Regions from separate parts of the Homo sapiens genome. Here regions 1, 2, 3 and 4 are each linked to region 5. A link is a contact called in ENCODE Hi-C or POLR2A ChIA-PET data. All regions are on one chromosome and are shown on one strand. The core of a region is the stretch at or near the end of the contact, and the rest is flanking DNA. Distances in the headings are between cores, read along the strand shown.

Evidence for each region. Hi-C counts contacts between places; a loop is a spot of excess contacts on that map. ChIA-PET counts read pairs that join two places held with the same protein, here RNA polymerase II (POLR2A). Pooled maps may share reads with other maps.
Region 1: a map of CD8-positive, alpha-beta T cell shows a loop between it and region 5 (11-fold over the local background). The contact joins the promoter of SENP2 here to the promoter of MCCC1 in region 5. A Hi-C loop is called at or near these places in 2 of 168 maps with a recorded cell type or tissue (CD8-positive, alpha-beta T cell and naive thymus-derived CD4-positive, alpha-beta T cell) and 7 of 50 pooled maps. POLR2A ChIA-PET finds 5 or more read pairs at or near these places in 1 of 52 experiments (CD4-positive, alpha-beta T cell).
Region 2: a map of CD8-positive, alpha-beta T cell shows a loop between it and region 5 (9-fold over the local background). The contact joins the promoter of FXR1 here to the promoter of MCCC1 in region 5. A Hi-C loop is called at or near these places in 2 of 168 maps with a recorded cell type or tissue (CD8-positive, alpha-beta T cell and naive thymus-derived CD4-positive, alpha-beta T cell) and 8 of 50 pooled maps. POLR2A ChIA-PET finds 5 or more read pairs at or near these places in 1 of 52 experiments (T-cell).
Region 3: a map of naive thymus-derived CD4-positive, alpha-beta T cell shows a loop between it and region 5 (9-fold over the local background). The contact joins the promoter of DNAJC19 here to the promoter of MCCC1 in region 5. A Hi-C loop is called at or near these places in 1 of 168 maps with a recorded cell type or tissue (naive thymus-derived CD4-positive, alpha-beta T cell) and 10 of 50 pooled maps. POLR2A ChIA-PET finds 5 or more read pairs at or near these places in 1 of 52 experiments (Panc1).
Region 4: a loop to region 5 is called in a map of CD4-positive, alpha-beta T cell, with 8 times the contacts of the local background. The contact joins the promoter of TRA2B here to the promoter of MCCC1 in region 5. A Hi-C loop is called at or near these places in 2 of 168 maps with a recorded cell type or tissue (CD4-positive, alpha-beta T cell and naive thymus-derived CD4-positive, alpha-beta T cell) and 8 of 50 pooled maps.

What each region holds. Positions count from the first base shown.
Region 1 is chr3:185,584,992-185,587,691 of GRCh38, reverse strand. It overlaps SENP2 (SUMO specific peptidase 2), which reads right to left and starts at 1,397. Exons shown (of 17, transcript NM_021627.3): 1 at 1,178-1,397. The coding sequence starts at 1,278. RefSeq lists enhancers at 1,318-1,717, 1,758-1,807, 1,301-1,919, 1,920-2,538, 2,539-2,700.
Region 2 is chr3:180,911,401-180,914,100 of GRCh38, reverse strand. It overlaps FXR1 (FMR1 autosomal homolog 1), which reads right to left and starts at 1,431. Exons shown (of 17, transcript NM_005087.4): 1 at 1,365-1,431. The coding sequence starts at 1,415. RefSeq lists enhancers at 1,160-1,249, 1,820-1,969, 1,785-2,440 and silencers at 1,400-1,499, 1,506-1,800.
Region 3 is chr3:180,988,391-180,991,090 of GRCh38, reverse strand. It overlaps DNAJC19 (DnaJ heat shock protein family (Hsp40) member C19), which reads left to right and starts at 1,355. Exons shown (of 6, transcript NM_145261.4): 1 at 1,355-1,491. The coding sequence starts at 1,489.
Region 4 is chr3:185,936,749-185,939,448 of GRCh38, reverse strand. It overlaps TRA2B (transformer 2 beta homolog), which reads left to right and starts at 1,435. Exons shown (of 9, transcript NM_004593.3): 1 at 1,435-1,624. The coding sequence starts at 1,589. RefSeq lists enhancers at 1,504-1,963, 1,374-2,101, 2,004-2,213.
Region 5 is chr3:183,098,121-183,100,820 of GRCh38, reverse strand. MCCC1 (methylcrotonyl-CoA carboxylase subunit 1) reads left to right here and starts at 1,325. Exons shown (of 19, transcript NM_020166.5): 1 at 1,325-1,469. The coding sequence starts at 1,381. RefSeq lists an enhancer at 1,260-1,399.

The DNA of each region.
Region 1 (2,700 bases), core at 148-2,647, 2.5 Mb before region 5:
GGGAGGCTGAGGCAGGAGAATGGCGTGACTCCCGGAGGCAGAGCTTGCAGTGAGCCGAGATTGCGCCACTGCACTCCAGCCTGGGGGACAGAGCGAGACTCCTTCTCAAAAAAAAAAAAAATTAACACTTGATCACTAAAGTTGAAGAGGGGGCATAGAATTTGTATAGTATTTTATTTTCCAGATTTTTAGGTAAGGAGGTCGATACAATAAAATGGGACACTCCAAAGAGTAGATGCTAAATAAGAATAGCTTTTGGGGCTGAGTGCAGTGGCTCATGCCTGCAGTCCCAGCACTTCCAAAGGCTGGGGTGGGCGGATCACTTGAGGTCAGGAGTTCAAGGCCAGCCTAGCCAATATAGTGAAACCCCATCTCTACTAAAAACACAAAAATTAGCCAGGCGTGGTGGTGCACACCTGCAATCCCAGCTACTTGGGAGGCTGAGGCAGGGGAATCGCTTGAACCCAGGAGGCGGAGGTTGCGGTAAGCCGAGATCGCACCACTGCACTCCAGCCTGGGCGACAGAGCAAGACTCCGTCTCAACCAAAAGAAAAAGAAAAAAAGAAAAGAATAGCTTTGCGTTTCCCCCAAATTTTAACCGAATTTAAGAGTACAGACTAGTGATTGTTTTAAAGGAGTGAGGCACCTAAGCCTTTTTACTCATTCACTAATTCTAAAGCACAAAACCCTTCTGGCCCCAAACACACAGACTGTTTGACAGCTGTTTTGGAACAAAACAGGTGCTGTTTCTTGCTGCAAGGACAGTACTTGCAGTCAAAACGGCTTTGGGCAAGCTATGAATCTCACTTCAACTGCACTTAATGTCTGCAGATGACACTTGCGAGGGTGCTTTGTAAACAGTGAGCCACAACAAAGACAGTATTCCTTCAATGTTAGTGTTCAGCCTAAGAGCGGCAAAGCCCCATTTGTTATCAGCAACCAGCTTGGCCTCTGACAAGAATGTCAAAGACCCTGCCATCACCGGCCGCTACGAAGACGACCAGCTCCTCCTTCATCAGGAGCTGCCTCCCTACAGCCTGGCGGGAGCGACTACGTCACTAGGATCCCGGCGACCTGTTTCGGGTGAGCCTGGCTGAATCAAAGCTATCACGGCCGAGGAGCCCGCTGTGGGGGAGGGGGTAAGGCCAGGCTGGCGCTCAGCCCCCTCTCGTCTCACCTGTCTGAGCGCCGCCTCTTCAGGAGGGCCCGGGCAGGGGGCACCGACCGGTCGCAGAAACGGAAAATGGTGCCGAGAATCCTAACCAGCCATCTGTACATACCAGGCCCAAGCAGCAGCGGCGGCCGACACACCCCGAGACGCAAACCCCAGAGCTGTCGCCGCCGCTGCCGCCTTCGCCGTCTTAACCACCACCGCCAGAGTTCGGTCGCTGATTTGTGACGCGATTCAAGAGCCCACAGATACAGCGTCCCCAGGGCTACCAGAGGCCCCCGCCCGCCACCACTCCTGACGTCACCTCCTCCCGCCCGACCGGAAAGCTCCATTCTCAATCTGCGCACGCGCAACCTAGCACCGCTCCCTATTTCCGAGCCCAGCAACAAGAGTAATTGTGGGACGGTCCCGGCCCAATCGCTGACGAGATCGGAAGGGCTGTCGGCAGGGTTTTCTCTTCGGCGGAGCCAATCCGGAGCCGGCCCGTGGGACAAGGCCCACAGGCCACATGTGAGGCTGCTCCACTCCGGAGGAGGCGTTCCGGGGTCCCAGAGGACATTAGGTGCTCAGTGTTTGCTGAATGCACATGTAAAGGTAGATCAGGTTAATTAACACACGTTTACCGTTTTAGGCGCCCTTTATTTTGCACTTACCTTTTGCCTCGTACTTTTCACGCATTGTCACCTTAATATGCCCAGCAATGGCGTGTGACAGAGAGTCTTAAGCCAGTTTTATAAGTCAAGGAAATTGAGGCATAGAGCGATTAAGTTATTTGTCTAAGATCACAAAACTAGCTAGAGACGTGGCTGGAACTTGAACCCGGGGTCTGAGTACCAGCGCCAGTCCCTCGCCCTTGAGGTCAGTCTACTTGGAGACATGTACATAGATAATTACAAATTACAATACACCGTAAGTGGTTGCTGTGATAAAGGTATGTGCAGAGTGCAGTGGGAGCCAGAGAAAGGAAAACCACACACTGAGGGAGAGAAGGAAAGGGCAGATGTCCTCAAGAAAGGCTTCACAGAAATTTAAGGATGAAACCTGCGGCCCACTAATGTCTCCTACCCTGGGCTAGTAAGTAATGAGTCTCGTTACTCTCCCTCTATAATTCCAATGTCACACTTCTAGTTAATTGTCAACTATAGGCCGGGCGCGGTGGCTCCTGCCTTTAATCCCAGCACTTTGGGAGGCTGAGGTGGGCAGATAGCTTGAGCCCAGGAGTTTGAGACCAGTCTGTGCAACATAGTAAAACCCCATCTTTACAAAAAATACAAAAATTAGCCGGGTGTGGTGGCACGCACCTGTAGTCCCAACTACTTGGTAGGCTGAGGTGAGACGATCACTTGAGCCCAGGAGGTTGAGACTGCAGTGAGTCGTGATCACGCCACTGCACTCCAGCCAGGGTGACAGAGTGGGACCCTGACGCACCCCATCAAAAAATTATCAACTGTAAAACAAATCCCACCCTATTTAGTGATAGAAAATCCAGTCCCCTCTTCCAAACAATCCTAAGAATCCTCAAAGGTTTT
Region 2 (2,700 bases), core at 182-2,681, 2.2 Mb after region 5:
TAAGTTTACCACCTAAGGAGATTTAAACTTGCAAAAAGCTTAGGGGGATCCTTTATACGCTGTGATTCCCCATTATGCTGGTACCACGTGACAGTTAAACCAAATCCACAGAGCTAATCAGTAAACTAAGAAAAGAAAATCAAAATGCTGAAAATAGAAAATCGTGGCCAAATAAAATAAAAACCCATAGGATAAAAGGTACGCTGAAATGAAAACCTGTGAGAATTCACTTTGCATACGCACAATACTCATGTATTAGAAGAAGGCCCTTCATAAAAATAGCCAAGACTCTCAAACATTTGAGATGCTGGCTTAGTGAGATTGACTGACAGACAACAGCTGGGGAGATTCTGTATTGATCTTCTAACAACCTGGCGTATTTCGGGAAAATAAGGAGAAAAGAACGCTATAGTGGCAAAAAATAAACTATTAGGATTTCATTTTCAGATATGTGAACGCTGAATGCCCCACCAAATTCCTCTACTCTATTCCTCTTACGTTTTTCAGCCCCGATTCCATAGTAATGGATGTCCTTCCTCCCAAGCAAACAAACAAAAAACCTCGTGGGAGAAAAAACAAAACAAAACAAAACCTCCCTCCAAAAACAGGGGCAGTGATATAAAGAAATTAGTCACCTCTCCACCTATCTCCCTGATCCATTTCGCATTTTAAATCTTACTTTAAAGCTCACAACTCTCCTTTTCTTCCGTAATAGAGGGGCTAAGGCGCCGCCCAATTTCCCAGGCCGCAAAAATATTCCAACCCGCCACAATTCAAGGTTTTCTGCTTTTCTGTATTTGATCCTAACCCTCAATCCGGTACCCCCATTCTCCTCAGACACTAAAGATTTGTTGGCCCAAAACTCAAATACAAGGGTGAATTCCAAAGATTCCGCGATACACCCGCCCCAAGGGGTGGGGAGGGGTCGGAGGAGCGGGCTGAGGAGCTCCCGCCCGGCCCAGTTCGAGGGGCGGGGGAGCGGGTGAGACCACACAATCCCACCGCCTCCTTTCACGACTCCCCCACCTCCCAGAGCTCGGGCCTGCTCCGAAGGAGCTCCCGCCGCCCAGCAGCCACTCAGTTGCTTCCCACCGGCCCGCCAAGAACCGCACTAGCAACCAAGAGGGTTCATAACTAGGAAAATGCAAGAGGTGTCCGACGTGTTGTTTCAAAACATAACGGAGCCCCGGCCCCCGAGACCGTTAAACCGCGGGTGGAGGGGGGAGAAGCAAGGAATCCAGCGGCCTCGAGCTTTGGCCTGGCTGCCTTTCCGACCCCAAACCTCACTCTCTGGGACCACCAACCCTCCCTCAAACGCGCTCCAGCACCCAGAACACTCGACAAAGTGGCAAAACGGTCAGTACCTTGTAGAAAGCCCCGTTAGAGCCGCGAACCTCCACCGTCAGCTCCGCCATGTTGGAACCGCAAAGGCCGCTGGGAAGAGATTCTAGAAACTTTCCAACCAGAGGGGAGGAGGGGGGAGGGGCGAGAAGGAGGCGGGGAAAGGGGAGGGGAAAACAGGGCTGGGATTGGGATCCCCCGCCCTTCACCCCTGGGGTCTCAACGTGCCGCCCCGACTCTCCAGGTGGGATCCCTGCGCACCCTGCATCACCGGCTTTGGGCTCCGCCTGCCGCCGTCTACGTCGGATTTGCCTCCAGACACAATCGCCCGACCTTTGTTGACCCGCCCCTAGGTCTCCGCCCCACAGTGCCCGCAGTTCGCACCGCGGCGGCCGAGTAGTGCCTCCAGCTGCCACAGAATGAACTGCCCAGGCACAGCCTGCCCGGCGCATCGGCATTCCCCTGAGCTCCGGCATCCTGACCTTAAACTTCTGGAAGTGCTGGCTGCCCTGGAATGGCTTTCTCACCCACTTTTTGGGCTCCAGTTGCCCTGGGGAAGAGGGATGCCTACAAAATAGACATACTGTTGTGCCCCAAGTTATTTCGCCCCGCTCTTTTTTTAAAAAAAGTTGGGCCTTCTCTTCACTCAAATTCCACAGTTCCACACCCCCTCAAACAATTTGGCCTAGCCCTCTCCCCACCTGTTACCACTTTAGCTCTTTAAAAGTCAAACTGAGTATTTTCAGGGCAAGTAATTGTGTTCACACCCTAGAACAGAGTTTAGGTGAATTCGCCTTATTAAAAGTAGTCAGACAAACTTAATAGAGCAGGAGACCACGTTTTCCTCTGTTAAATGCATGCAAATTTCCGCAAATAGGATCAAAGCAGAACCATCTCCAGTTTTGTAAGCATAACAAATACTTTGGGTATGGATTTTAACAACTTAATACTGAAGCTCCTTCCCTAAGCAAGGGCTTTGGAAAATAATACTATAAGTGCTCCTTGTTATACTTACATTATTACCGTTTTCGCAGAAAAACTTAAGAAAGGATACTTTGCTAACATTCTATACTTCCCATGAAACGCCCACTGACCCAGTTTTTCAGATTCTAAAAAAATAAAATGTACACAACATTTTATGAGCACGTCTGCATCTCTGAAGATTCTGGGAAAAAATGAGGGCTGTGAAAGTGCTCACTGTTGTTATGTACAGGATATTCTATTTATTTATTTATTTAGAGACAGGGTCTCACTCTGTTACCCAAGATGGAGTGCAGTGGCGTGATTACGTGGCAGCCTGGACTTCCCAGGCTCAGGTGATGCTGCCACCTCAGCCTCCCGAGTAGCTAGGACTACAAT
Region 3 (2,700 bases), core at 106-2,605, 2.1 Mb after region 5:
TTTTCCAAGTCACAGTATTAGTAAGTGACAGAGCCAGGTTACCTCCAGTTTGATCTGCCACCAAAAAAAGAGCTATCTCCAGCTCAACAAAATGTCTTGCTGTGTTGCTACTCCCAATTTCCTGAGTCTGGGTTTTGTAAAGTCTCAAAGCTAATTAGAGTCTACTGTAAATCTATTCCTCCAGAAACTGCATTACACAGTTTGTACATACCAAAAATATGCATAATAAATTTTTCCAGATAGCATTCTAGCTTGTTGATGCCAATTTGGTCCCAAGGTCTTATGCCTCACTTGATTATTTATTTTGTAATTGTTGGGTAAAAACCAGATAAAAGAGAGGCAAAAGAGGAAGTTATAAACTTAATGCTAGTGTCTTAGTGCTGGATGTCACCTTAAATCATGTGTTGACAATAAATTACATCACAAAAACCTTAGCGCTAGAAGAGCTCTTGGATTATCAAATGCAAACTGCTTTTACAGATGAGGAAAACAAACCCAAAAATTTTGCATATTTGTTTAATAACTAACAAACTCATCAAAGCAGAATTGCATTGCAATGTAAACGGATATTTAACACTGTAAATTCTGAGTGGGAAGTAACTCCAAACTTATTTTGATCATGCAAACGTTGCATTGTAAAATTCCATTATTGTCTCCATTATTTTTTTCTTCTCAAGCATTTATGTAGGGATGTATGAAACTGATGTCCACGTAAGGGCAAAATCCAGCCCTACTTTTTATTTTGGGTGAGGAGGAAAACTTTTAAATAGCCCTTTTCAGTTGTAGGATCTTGACATTCCATGTTCAGAATATGAACTGTCTTTAATCCCATTCTACAAAACGAAAACCCAAATATTCACAAAGTCTTGTCAAGTCACATCCTTAAATGAAGTTCTTTTACATTAAAAAATGCTACCGAGCAATCCCTGAAACACAGTGTGGTTGGTTTCATTTGTTTTTCTGGGCATCTCGTTTCCTACACTGGGTTACAACATATTTGTTTGGGTTCGTGGTGGAAATGTCACAGCATGTTTAACTACATTCATTACCCTTGACAATTATTAACATAAAATAAAGGCAAAACGAGGTGCTAAGATGTAGGGGGAAAAAATCGGTCTGAGTAAGGCTGCCCATGCCCTTCCCTGCAAGAATTTCCAAATACCCACCGCCCAGGAGCAAAGGACAGAAAACACAGAGAAGCCCCACCCCTACACCCAGAAATAAAGAGATCCGCCCACCCTTCAACCAACCCGAAGTCGCTTTCTCCGCTCTGTCCACTGCTTGAGCGACTTTCCTTCTCCTCCGCGTCCCCTTTTACGACAGTTTTCCGGCCTAGTTTGCGGCTGCTCCTGCCGTGTTGCGTAGGGCGCCTGTGCTTGAGGTTGGGGGTTGCGTCGCTCTCTGGTAAAGGCGTGCAGGTGTTGGCCGCGGCCTCTGAGCTGGGATGAGCCGTGCTCCCGGTGGAAGCAAGGGAGCCCAGCCGGAGCCATGGTGAGTGCGGCCTTCCGGTCTTCTTGGCGACCTCCGGCCCAGGCCTCAACCTCAGCTCCCCGCCTCGGAGGTGTGGAGTTGAAGTTGTGCTCCTTAGTGCGACTGCGGGCGGGAGGTTTCGGTTATTGGGGAGTCACACTCACCAGGACACAACCCTGTTGGCTCGCTCTCTTGGGGGTTTGTGTTTTTACATCGTCTTTCTGCACGGTTCTCCAGCTTCTTGTCCGCACGGGCTCTGCAGGTGTTGCTTGCCTGGAACTCCTGTAAGGTCAGAGGCTGTCATGGACTCGGAGATTAGTGGAAACGTATTTGATTATAAGTGCCCTTGCCCTAACACATCTTCACAGCACTAGCTCCACTTTGCTATGTCCTTCTCTTTGGCTTTTGCTGACAGATGTCTTCTCCATGCTTCCTGAACATATTTGGGCCTGTCTTGTTAGGAAACAACAGGGCAGTGCCAAAGGTATTAGTCTCCTAGTTTAGCCCACGTTTAGCCTCGAAAATGCGTTGTTAGAATTTTACAGGAGCCGTCTGTAAACAGTTTTTCCTTCTGTAGCAGAAACCTTATTTCCACATTTTTTTTTTTTTTTTTGAGACAGAGTCTTGCTCGGTCGCCTAGGCTGGAGTGCAGTGGCACAATCTTGGCTCACTACAAGCTCCGCCTCCCGGGTTCGCCATTCTCCTGCCTCAGCCTCCCAAGTAGCTGGGATTACAGGCGCCCACCACCACGCCCAGCTAATTTTTTTTTTTTTTGTATTTTTAGTAGAGACGGGGTTTCACCATGGTAGCCAGGATGGTCTCGATCTCCCGACCTAGTGATACGCCCGCCTCGCCTCCCAAAATGCTGGAATTACAGGCGTGAGCCACCGCGCCTGGCCTATTTCCACTACTTTTGATTGAACTTTAATGTGACTTAATTTGTCTGGTGATGAAAGAAGTTTTCAAAGGGAGGGAATCATCTTTTTCACTATTGTAAAGATAAATAAGCAAGTCGAACTTGCCCTCTTTCCCATATGATGAATCCTGTAACTTTAATGCATTCAGCATAACAGATGCAGTAGTTTTAAAGATTACTGGACAGAATATTTCCGCCTTAAAAGTTGTTTCTCTGCCAGGCATGGTGGCTTATGCCTATAATCTTAGCACTTTGGGAGGCCAAGGTGGGAGGATTGCTTGAGGCCAGGAGTTCAAGACCAGCCTAAGCAACAT
Region 4 (2,700 bases), core at 186-2,685, 2.8 Mb before region 5:
AGGCGGAGAATCACTTGAACCCGGGAGGCAGACGTTGCAGTGAGCCGAGATCGCGCCGTTGCACTCCAGTCTGAGCGACAAAGCAAGACTCCGTCTCAAAAAAAAGAAGAAAGAAAGTATCCGACTTGGTCTTGGGCTCTTCTCACTATAATCCAACTATATTCTCTTACGAAATGGCAGAATTAATCTTCCCTCCTTGTGACACCCCTGTAGTTATACATGCCTCTGGCACTTACAATCATTTTTTCTAATTGTGTTTAACGGTTCTAGCACATTACTTTGTAACTTTAGAATAGAGATTGTGTCTGATTCCTGTGTATTAAGGTCCGACCTTTTTTATTTTTATTTATTTATTTTTTAGACAGAGTCTCGCTCTGTCGCCCAGGCTGGAGTGCAGCGGTCCGATCTCGGCTCACTGCAACCTCCGCCTCCCGGGTTCAAGCGATTCTCCTGCCTCAGCCTCCCGAGTGGCTGGGATTACAGGCATGCATCACCACTCCCGGCTAATTTTTTTGTATTTTTAGTAAAGACTGGGTTTCACCATGTTGGCCAGGCTGGTCTCGAACTCCTGACCATGTGATCCGCCTGCCTCGGCCTCTCAAAGTGCTGGGATTACAGGCGTGAGCCACCGCACCCAGCCGATCTGACCTTTTTTTTTTTTTTTTTTTTTTTTTGAGACGGAATCTCGCTCTATTGCCCAGGCTGGAGTGCAGTGGCGCGATCTCGGCTCACTGCAAGCTCCGCCTCCTGGGTTCACGCCATTCTCCTGCCTCAGCCTCCCAAGTAGCTGGGACTACAGGCGCCCGCCACCGCGCCTGGCTAATTTTTTTGTATTTTTAGTAGAGACGGAGTTTCACTGGGTTAGCCAGAATGGTTTCGATCTCCTGACCTCGTGATCCACCCGTCTCGGCCTCCCAAAGTGCTAGGATTACAGCGTGAGCCAGCGCGCCCAGCCCGATCTGACCTTTTTTAAATGAAGACGTATTCAGGAAGGAAATATCTACAAGTAAGACAAAATTAAGTAAGAACCCAATGTACGAACATTCACTTCTCTAACAAAGGAAAGACACAAAACAAGAAACTAATAAGGCGGAGAAAGGAATTGAGATTGGGGGAAACAGCATCTCCTTCCTCCCTGCACACTCGGCAGGTTCCCTGGAAAGTTCTAGAAGGGATTCAGAAGTGGCTGGTGACATCACTGTGGCTCCGTGGCGCCCACTACAGCAGCCAAACGACACGCTAGCTTTCCCGCCTCATAGAGGCTCGTGAATGGGGGTGGGGCCCTGCGAGGGGCGGGGTCACGTCACTTCCTGTGCGGGACGCGCTGCAGCTGGAGAGGAAAGGCAGAGCGAGGAGGGGCGAGGCCAAGAAAGCGCGCGTTTCTGGGAGGGGAGGAGCCTGGCTAAGGAGCGCCGCGTCACATCCGGTAGAGTTAGAGCCCGTGCGGAGGCGGTGCGGAGCATTTCGGCTCTGAGCGGCTGGGCGACCGGCGCGTCGTGCGGGGCTGCGGCGGAGCCTCCTTAAGGAAGGTGCAAGAGGTTGGCAGCTTCGATTGAAGCACATCGACCGGCGACAGCAGCCAGGAGTCATGAGCGACAGCGGCGAGCAGAACTACGGCGAGCGGGTACGTAGAGCTGCGGTAGGGGGTGGCTGTGTGGTCCTAGCTCCTTGCATCTTTTTCTAGGCCCGTCGGCCTCGGGCCAGGAGGCAGGGGCGTTTTAGGCTCCGAAGTCTGAAGCCGGGAGGGCAGGCAAGGGAGACAGCATTTAACCAAAAAAAGCCTTTGTGGATAGTGCCTTAGTGCCTTTGGTCGTGAAGGAGGGAGGCCCCCGGCGGGTTTATGTGGCTTCTGCCCGAGACGGCCGTTTTTCCCGTTATAAGAGGGGGAAGATGAAAATGGCCGCTGCGTCCCCGCGGTGTTGGGGGAGGGGAGCGATATCTTATTTCGGCGTTGCTCTCCTGCGAAGGTCCGCCGCAGCCATCTTGGGCTGGCGGGCTGGGCGAGCTGCCAGAGGCACAAAATGGCGGAGAAGCCGCGCGGCAACGCGGACCCGACCCGCAGCGGGCCGCGCTTCGTAAGGCCGCGTGGTGGGGTGCAAGGGGACAGACGACGTTCTTTTGGGTCTTTGGGCCGGTGTTTAGGTTAACGAAGGACCGTCTTTGCCTCCACGGAAAGGACGGAGTCTGGGATGTCTTTGGGGCCTCTTAAGATGGAAACTAATCCAAGGCCGACTAAGTTCTGGGCCCGTTAGGTGGAGGGGATTGCGTGAGGGCTTTGTGTTTGGCCTAAATGAAGCGCTTTTCTCTGATGCCGAAAGGGCTTCCCAGGCAAAAATCTGTATCAGTATTCTATTAGGACAGACCACAAAGTCGTTAAGATGATTTTGTGGACATCGCATTTCCACGGGATTGTGAAGGAGAAATTGGCGGGCAACCATTTACGGCGCCGTTATTTCCTTTGTTTTGAGGCGTTCTAATACTTAGAACCACAGCGTGTGTTGGCTACAGTTTTCTTTCCCTTAAGTTTCCACCTCTTAAAGGTGTTCAGTGAGGGTTGATTGAATTGCGGGAACAAGACAGTTCTAGGGTTTAAACAGCATACGTAGCTGGTCTGTGGGGCTCTGGGTATTGGATTCGGAAAGCATTGAATGATGCGAACATACGAGGCTTGCTAGAATTAAGAGGAATCTGTTAGAAGGG
Region 5 (2,700 bases), core at 76-2,575:
GGGGACTGAAGGGCTCCTCAAATGCCACCAAAGTGGGAGCCCAGGCAGGGGAGGTGCCGAGAGCAAGCGAGGGTTCTGAGGACTGCCAGCACGCTGTCACATCTCAATGGGGGGTTACAAGACATGAGCCACAGCACCCAGCGTAGTTAATATTTTATTTAGAATTTTTCCACTGATACTTACATGTGAAATTGGTCTGTCGTGTGTGTGTGCGTGATATCTTTGTTGATTTTGGTATCAAAGTTATGTTTACTTTTTAAAAAGAGTTTGGAAGACTTCCATCTTTTTTGTGCTCTGGGACAGAATTAATAGCATTTGAGTCAATTACTCATTTGTGTGGAATTTTCTTGCAAGACATGGAGGGCTTTTGTAACTTTTAGGGGTGAAGGTGAAGGTGAAAGTGGGCCATGGTGGTAGCAAGGATAGTTCTTTGATAAACTTCTCTATTTTTTCTGTGGTAACGGTTTGCTTAAATTTTGTCTCTTCCAGGATCTATTTTGATAAATTGTATTTTCTTGTAACATCATCCATTTCATCCAGAGTTTTAAGTTCACTTGAAGTTAAGCAAAATTAGCATCTTACAAATCTATAATTTGTTTCCTGTGTCTGTGATTTTCCCCTGCTTGTTTTTTAAATCATGTCAAATGTGCATTTTTCTCTATTTCTGATTAGATAACTATTTTATTTTTTGTGAACCTGTGGGTTTATTAGTCCTTTGACACTGGTTTCCTGAATTCATTTATTTATTCCTTTATCTTCCCTAATTTCTCCCTCCTGCTTTCCTCATGAAGCATCTACATGTAGTGTTTACAGTTTCTTTATTCTCTAGATGTTCCTCAGTTTGCTCTTTGACTTCCTCTTTTTCCCAATAGTCAGTTAGAATACCTGTTTTAAGCTCAGGTGGTTTAAAGATTTTCACTTTAGCTTATTTATTTTTTCATCCCTGAGAGCACTAGAGAATTGTGTATCCTGCTGTCCATCCGCATTTGGCTTCTTCCCCAGGGTTCTTCTCCCAGAAGGTGACGAGAGCGAAGAAACCCCACGGGATGCAGGAAGAAACAGTGACAGGCAACCAAGAGGGGGAGGATGGAGAAAACCCTTGCCTTAGTCAGAGCAGGCCCCAGGGGACGCAGAAACAAAGGCCACACCCCCACGAGCACGTGGCCAGACTGCCCAATCGTCGCTACTGAAGCCGGGCTCTGGTCTTTGATTGGTGTTCGTGGAGACGCCCTCACATTCTTGGATCAGCCCAAAGGTAGGCTCAGGCTCCGACGGTGGCCGGCGGGGGTCACGAGGCTTCGTAGTGGAGGAACGGGTTTGGCGTGTGGGACGCAGCTGCCTCTGTACTGGGGAGTCACGGAGTGGCCGGGCTCCAGGGACATGGCGGCGGCCTCTGCGGTGTCGGTGCTGCTGGTGGCGGCGGAGAGGAACCGGTGGCATCGTCTCCCGAGCCTGCTCCTGCCGCCGAGGTGGGTGGAGGGGCCATGGCTCAGTGGGCAGAGGCGGGAGCGAGGGGTGCACGGACCCGCGTGAGCGGTGGGAGGTGCGGCGGAACCCAGGGTCGGTGTGGGGAGGACGGTAGGAAAACCCCAGGCACTTTCGGAGGGGTTCTGCCGGCAGTCACGGCGTCGGGAGGAAGACATCCCCACCAGCCCTTCCCTTTCTCCCCGCTTCCGCACATCCACGCTTCAGCGCGCCTTTGGCTTCTGTTTTTCCATTTCTGAGGACTGGGCCCGCCATCCTCCAGGCTCCCCTCGCCGTCGCTGCAGCTCGTAGCCGTTTACATCGGGCTTTCGCAGCACCCCTTAGGTGGGAGCGTTGTTATAATCCGGTTCCGGGGAAGCCCAAAGGGATCAACGACTTCCTCAACGAAACACAGCTAGTAAGAAATGGGGCCGGGATGCCCTCAAAGCCATTTTTCAGTTCAGCTGTGCCCCATCAGGTGTCCAGTTCAGAGAAAGACTCCTGGAGTTCCTTCTCATTGTTAGAAGAGTGAAGTTGTCAAGAAGAGCAAATGTACCTTCCACAGAGCTGGGAAATTATTTTGTCAAAAACTCTTGTACCCAAGTTTGAACAACGCTATCAGATGACTCAGTCTAGCTCACCTGACTCCAGCTCTGTTTCAAATTTTGAGCTCTAAGCTTTGGTGGCAATAACTCTGGCAGTGAAAAAACCCTCAGGCTTGTAGATAGCTTTGCTTCTTTGTCTTCTTTTGCTTCATCGTTATCATCCTTCATCATTCTGGAAAGATTGACAGTTTAGTGTTCAAGGGCACAGACTCTGCAGTCAAGGCTGAGGTCTTAGTTAGCTACTCACTAGGTGTGTGACTTTGGGTAAGTTACTTAATATTTCTTCTTTAATTTCCTCACCTTGGAGATGATACGAGTACCTTGGGTTGTGAAAACTAAATGAATTAATTCATGGAATGAGGTTTAAGCACAATCTGGTACATAAGATCAGTCTATAAATGCAAACTCAACCATTTATATGAACGTTTGCTTGCTTTTATTTTCCAGAAATATTGTAGATGCCCTTTTTAGTTACTTAATTGTAGGAGTGCCCCAGAGAAACATAAGAAAGTTGTTGGAAGTTGGCGGGGCGCGGTAGCTCACGCCTGTAATCGCAGCACTTTGGGACGCCGAGGCGGGCAGATCACGAGGTCAGGAGATCGAGACCAACCTGGATAACACGGTGAAACCC